2 separate regions of the Homo sapiens genome follow, and region 1 is linked to region 2. The links are chromatin contacts, found by Hi-C or POLR2A ChIA-PET in ENCODE. All regions are on one chromosome and are shown on one strand. Each heading gives the region's core, a stretch centred on a gene start or an enhancer-like site at or near the end of the contact. The rest is flanking DNA. Distances are from core to core; before and after follow the strand shown. Region 1 holds the start of STAM (signal transducing adaptor molecule). Region 2 holds the start of NMT2 (N-myristoyltransferase 2).

Evidence for each region. Hi-C counts contacts between places; a loop is a spot of excess contacts on that map. ChIA-PET counts read pairs that join two places held with the same protein, here RNA polymerase II (POLR2A). Pooled maps may share reads with other maps.
Region 1: a loop to region 2 is called in a map of naive thymus-derived CD4-positive, alpha-beta T cell, with 17 times the contacts of the local background. The contact joins the promoter of STAM here to the promoter of NMT2 in region 2. A Hi-C loop is called at or near these places in 1 of 168 maps with a recorded cell type or tissue (naive thymus-derived CD4-positive, alpha-beta T cell) and 7 of 50 pooled maps. POLR2A ChIA-PET finds 5 or more read pairs at or near these places in 1 of 52 experiments (Caco-2).

What each region holds. Positions count from the first base shown.
Region 1 is chr10:17,642,418-17,645,446 of GRCh38, reverse strand. It overlaps STAM (signal transducing adaptor molecule), which reads right to left and starts at 1,296. Exons shown (of 14, transcript NM_003473.4): 1 at 1,068-1,296. The coding sequence starts at 1,107. It overlaps STAM-DT (STAM divergent transcript), which reads left to right and starts at 1,529. Exons shown (of 1, transcript NR_110370.1): 1 at 1,529-3,029. RefSeq lists enhancers at 1,282-1,401, 1,552-1,621, 1,044-1,693, 1,694-2,342.
Region 2 is chr10:15,166,808-15,170,148 of GRCh38, reverse strand. NMT2 (N-myristoyltransferase 2) reads left to right here and starts at 1,456. Exons shown (of 12, transcript NM_004808.3): 1 at 1,456-1,646. The coding sequence starts at 1,537. RefSeq lists a silencer at 1,257-2,086.

The DNA.
Region 1 (3,029 bases), core at 47-2,546, 2.5 Mb before region 2:
GTGAACTTTTTTCTACTCTTATATAAACTTCCAAGTTTCAGTGACATGCTCTAAGGAAGAGTTTAAAAAGAAAAATTCAACATCCACCTTTCATAATTAAAATACACAAAGACAAGTAAATTCATAAGGTTGTCCTTATTCACAGTAATGATTACATTCTGCCATAAGGGATTTGGAAATGGTATTTGGCTTGCTTTCATTCCACACTTGTGTGCCAAGGTAGTTCCTACGTGCGTTCAAATTAAACCAAAATTCTCTCCCCGGAAACTCAAATTCCCATAATTATTATCTTCAAGTCAGAAAAAAATAAAATAAAATAAAATTAAAAACCAAAAGCAAACCTATTGAATTGACATCATCAGTACCTAATACCAGTGATTCAGAAAACAACAAAAATGTAGCATTTCAAACTCTTTCCAGATTCAACAACTTCTTCCACACTTCTTTACACCTTTTAAAGTGCAGAGACCTAGCCTAAGAGAGACATCCCAAAGGCTCAGGTCCTCAATTCGGTTTCAGTCGTTGCCAAGTATTTCATCTTCATCGCTCCTAACATGTTTGAGAGTCTACCCTTAACCAGAGCTCCCTCCTTCAGTTACCGTTACAAAAGATTTTAAAATCCTCTAAGGAACCTTACCTAAAACATTCTGCCAGTTCCAGACGCTCAACATTTATTTGTCTAGGCAAGCACTTTTGGTACAGGGTTTACAATCCTAATCTAGCCAACATACGCCTTAAGCCCTTCGCTGTTCTTCCAGAAGCACAGTCCCTGCACCAGATGCTACACCAGCTGCTCCTCCCAGGCCCTTTACACCAACCCATTCAGCAGTTCTTTGGCAACCTACAGTCCTAGCTCAAGGCCCATTTCACAGGATGAGTCCCATTTCTTTCAAAGAGGATGCGCCAAGCCCTCAACCTCCTCCCAGCTCTGAAGGAGGGAGCCTCAGGAAAGGGGAAGAGCGAGCTCTTCCTTGGCCCTGGCCCGAGGGTCCTGAATGCAGGCAGGGGCTGGCAGAGTGAGCGTGCAGTCCGGTGAGGAATGGGCAGGGAGAGGCAAAAACACTTACCAACATCCTGATCGAAGGGATTGGTGGCAAAAAGAGGCATCTCCGCTGCGTGCCGAGGTGTCCCCGGGGACTCCCTCTCGACAGCACGGGAGTCAGAGCTCGACGTAGGATGGAAGACTCCTCAGGCAAAAAGAGCAACAGAGACCGACTCTACAGGGTCCGCGACAGCTCCTCCTCTCACCCAACCCCACCAACCGCGGCAGCAGCTGCGGCGGCGGCAACAGCAAGGAGCCGAGGAAGCCCCCGCGCGGAGCTTGTCGGGAATCTGGGCGACCTTGGCGCTGCCTGTCTCAAAGCTGCCCCGAGCCTGCCCCATCGGTAAAGGCTGAACAGGGAGTCCCCTCTGCCTGACTCCTCTTTTAATTAGTCACACATAAGAGTGGAATTAGTTCTTGTGTTTTCTGCTTTTCCCTTGGCTAGGAGTCTCCGTAGGACGGGGTCCTTCAGGCGTGCTGAAGCCTACTAACAACCCCAGGAGTGACTGGGAGAGCCAGGAGAAAGAAAGCAGGTTGAGTTCGGGTCGAGCTGTGCGCCTTTTTTCCTCTCGCTCTCTCGGTTATCATAACCTTGTATTCCCTCTGGAAGGAAATGGAAATTCCTTTGGATCATCTTCTAGGTAAACAGTTTAATTAGCTGCGTGAGGTGACAAACTTGCTCGGATGAAGTCATGGGAGCTGAACGAATTGGCCTGAATCCCAAGAGGGGAGTGTTCAGGGCGCGCGTGTCCCTCGGAGAGGCTGAGGTAACGCTGGCTCCTTCCCGGGAGTCCCTGAACGCCCGGCTTTGGAATCTGCAGACAGCTCTTCTAGCAGGGCGTTGGCACCTACTGACTAACCGTGCAATCACTCAGCAGCTGTGATGGTTGGTGACATGTCTTTCACAGCCCAAGATAGCCTCCCTAGACTGAGCAAAAAAAAGAAAACAGAAAAAAACTGGAGCTAAAAGTTGATCAGTGAGTGATTCCTAGCAACCCAAAATGTTGGTTTATTTATTTTACTTATAAGTTTAGTTAACCAATAAAAATTATTCTCTGTGTGATGGAGAAGTTTTAAGGAGCATCTACTAGAGATGTTGCGTCCCACTTGGAACAAACTTAGTAAGCACATCTTGTACGTAAATGGAAATTATCCCGCAAATTACGGCATCTCCAAATGTAGCGTGGAAACTAATATTGACATGTCAACACAGGATTAATACATAGTAATCAAAGAGTGCTTAAAAATTCATTAAAAATGAAGTCCCACCTCTAAAAGTGAAATGTGCAAATTAAAGTAGCAGTTAGATAATGTTTTGTCATTTAGGTAAAAATTACAAAGAATCGGCCGGGCGCGGTGGCTCACGCCTGTAATCCCAGCACTCTGGGAGGCCGAGGCCGGCAGATCACCTGAGGTCAGGAGTTCAAGACCAGCCTGGCCATGGTGAAACCCCGTCTCTACTAAAAGTACAAAAAATTAGCCGGGCGTGGTGGTGCGCGCTTGTAATCCCAGCTATTCGGGAGGCTGAGGCTGGGAATCGTTTGAACCCGGGAGCGAAACTCCGTCTCAAAAAAAGAAAAAAATTGCAAAGAATCAGGGATGTGAGGAGTCAGACACTCACATACTGTTGGATGAAGTGTAAATACTGTATAATCTTCCTAAGGGAAATATTTGGAAGCATGTAAAAAAATTTTTAAAACCTTAGGACCCAGCAATTCCATTTCGGCAAATTAATCCTAAAGACATTCTTTTAAAACATGAACAAAGGTATACATGGCAACATTGTCTAAAGGATCAAAGCATTGCCAGCCATTAAATGTCCCACATTGAGTGATTGGACAAATTGCTTCACCTCTTGGTGTCTCAGTTTCCTCATGTGTAAGAAACAGGAATAATAGGGTTGTGAGGATCAAATGAATTAGTACAAGCAAAACGCTTATTACAGTGCCTGGCATAGAGTAAGCACTAAATAAGTGTAACTGATCAC
Region 2 (3,341 bases), core at 207-2,706:
CAATATTGTATTTCCTTTTGTGTTTTGACCCCATTTGCCCTTCTTACAGAATTTTAGTTGTCTCAATGCCAAACAGCTGACGGGCTTTGAAATCGCTCTGCAGTTTTCATCTTTTGATACTTCTAGCTCATTGCGTTTTAAAAACATAGTCTCCCTTGGGGAAAAAAGCCATAAAATGCTCCTAGTATCTTCTGCAAAAAAAGGACCCACACCAAAAAATTCAGGTGGCTCTTTAAAGTCTCATTTTCCTCACTGAGCGGGTTCTGATGATTATCTTTGCAAAACCACTGCGGAGACTTCCGGTGGCCTAGCAGCACATTTGAACAAGATCATCTCAGCAAAGCAAAGGACAGGACTGCTCTGTACAGAATGCAGTAGCAAATAAGAGAGGCTGAACTTCACCGGTCTTCTATTTGGCAGTACTACAGAATGCCTCCCTTCCCTCTTCTGAGAGAGACAGCGGACAATTTCAGCACAGAAGGCCGTGCACGTTTGCTTGGAAATCTAGGTCATGACCTTGACTTTGGGAAAGCCAGGGTAGCCTACCTGAAACTGTCCAATCCCCCAGCATCGTGGACACGTCCCCAAGTCCCTCAAGATGTCTGTTCTGGTCTGAGCCGTCCGTAGTAGTGTCCAGGGAAAGCAGGGGTAGCTCAAAAATTTCTGTCAAGAGTTTTAGTGCTGCAAGCCTGGTTGGGACAGGGCGGTGGAGGGCTGGAAATACTGTTTTTGACTTTGAATTTGATTTTATAATGTATTAGATGGATAGATAGATGCGAAATGGAATTGTTAACATGTATGTGGAGGGGCGGGAAGAGTTTCTGGAAAGCCCCATCCCTGAGTGCCTACTCCTGAGTGGGAAAAACCCCTGCACGGGCTGGGAGCGCTCCCTAATTCGTCCAGAAGTAAAATCGCATGGCCTGTGTTCCAAAAATGCCGCCACTCAGGATGTCAAGTCTGCACGTTTGCAGCTTTGAGAGCCGAGCCCCAGGCAGAGGCACCGCGCAGGCCTGGATGTACAGGACTCGGCCCTGTGCAGGGCTGGCCAGGGTGAGCAGGGTTGGAGCTGGCGGGGCGGGGAGGGGCGGGGCCATCTGGGAGGGGCTGCGGCGGTGGGCGGGGTTAGAGGGCGGGTTTGAAGCCGGCAGGGTGGGGAAAGGCGGGGCTGGAGGGGAGGGGTCTCAGAGGCGGGCGGGGTTAGAGAGCTGGATTGAAGCCGGCGGGACGGGGAGAGGCGGGGCTTGGTGGGGAGGGACGAAGAGGTGGGCGGGGTTCAAGCCCGTGGGGCAGGGCGGGGCCGGCGGGCAGGGCGGGGCCGGCGGGCTGGGCGCGGACGGTGAGGGGCGGGGATGGAGGGCGGGGCGGGACGGAGGGCGGGGAGGGGGCGGGACGGAGGGCGGGACGGGGCGCGGGCGGGGCGGGGCGGGGCGTAGCGCCCGGGCTCCGACTCCAAGCAGTACGGCGGGAGGCACTAGAGGGAGCTGCGGCCGCTCCGGCCCGGCCCCGAGCACCGCCTCCCCAGCCAGCGCCGCCGCGATGGCGGAGGACAGCGAGTCTGCGGCCAGCCAGCAGAGCCTGGAACTGGACGACCAGGACACGTGCGGGATAGACGGGGACAATGAGGAGGAGACGGAGCACGCCAAAGGGTAGGGGCGGCGCGCTGGCGCACCGGGCGCGACAGGGCGGGGACCGCGCGCGCCACGGTCTCCCGTTCGGGGGTGGCTCCCAGGACTGGGGGTTCTTCGGCCGCTCCGCCCCGCGATGGCTTCTCCGTGGCGCGGAGCCCATGGTGAGGTCCGGGGCGCGCGGCTCGCGGGAGAGTGCAGTGCGCGGGGAGGCGAGGCCCGGGGTGGGCGGGGAGGCTGGGGCCCGGGCGGGGAGACGCTACTGTCACTTGCCGCGCGCCCCCGGCCAGCCTCGCCCATCCCCGCCGGCGGCCTGGCCCAGGAGGCGCCTGTTGCCCTCGCCCGCGGGTGGCTCCGGTGGGCGCCGAGGAGAGGCGCTACGCCCTTCCCTTTGTGGCGGCCGCAGCCTGGGGTAGGAGGTCGCCCTCCTCTGCTCCCTGCCATCCTTGTTAAGTCCCTTCAGACTCCCTCTCCGCAGCCGCCACCCGAAAAGAATGGGCAAAGACGTGGGTGGAGCGGCGTGGAGGTGCCCCGATGGTGTCGGGGCCGCAGGCGGCGAACTGCGCAAAGTTCTGGCGCCGAGGGGGTCCCGGGCCCGGCCCCTGCTGGGGATACTGGGCTTTGCACCGCCTCGCCTGTCCCTAGAGCTCTTCAGAGCAGGGCCGATCCCCTGAACCGGGCTCCCGCTGACCTGGCCGTATCCTGTTTGCAAAGCTGGTATTTGATCTCCAAAACTCGATGCACCACGCATTTTCACACTTGATCGGATTTCTTAATCCTTTCCCTTTGCCCCCGAACCCTGCAGACTTGATTTGCTCTTCTGTTGGAGAAAAGGATTGCTTCAGGTGAAGGCCGGTGTTGATGCTCTCTTTTTAGAGGCAGTGGGTCATTTTAAATAAAAACTGGTGTCCTTTTAAAGTGCTGTTTACATTACCCTTTTACCCTATTGGATTCAAACTATGCGCTGGCACAGAGCGGTTCTTGCTACACCCTTAGAAGTGAGATTTTTCGAACCATGGTGAGTGATGGAGAAGTGGGTCAGCTTAAAAAACATGATAGGGAGGCCTGAGTCACAGATGGTTTACTCAGTTCGTAGAGAGATTCTTGAAATGATTGATCATTGAAAGTGTAAATCATTTGCATTCTACTTGTCTACTTTAAGATTTATTATAGAAAGGGACTTTTGACTGACCTCTAATTCATTATAAAATATTAACAAATGAAGAAAAAGAAAAGCTGACTATGTGCATCTCCCATTTGCAAGTTGTTTTTATCTTTGCCGTGAATACTTCAGTGGCGGCTGCAAGTATCGAATGTTCGAGTCTAGAATATTTTTTTTTTTAAAGAGAGGAAAGGAAATTGCATAGGAATCTGAACCTGAGCCCTGTTTATGCAGGGATAGAAACGTGTTTGTGATAGATAGCTAAATACAAATATGTTTTTGAAACGGTAGTTCTATTGCCAGAAATGGGCCCAGGTGCAGATGCAAGCTGATGGATTAGCTTCAGTACCTGTGTTTTCTTTCTGGAGAGACCCTGGACTTTTATCTTCTCTGCTGTAATTTCTGTTTATTGTTCCTCCTTTGATTGATATTCTAGGTTGGGGGCTTGATTAGGACTTCTTTGCTTACACTGTTGAGAATGCCCCTGGTACAAAGAATTCCTCATCTGTGTGCGCATTGATCTGAGCCTGTCCCCCGACACCTTTCAAGAAGCT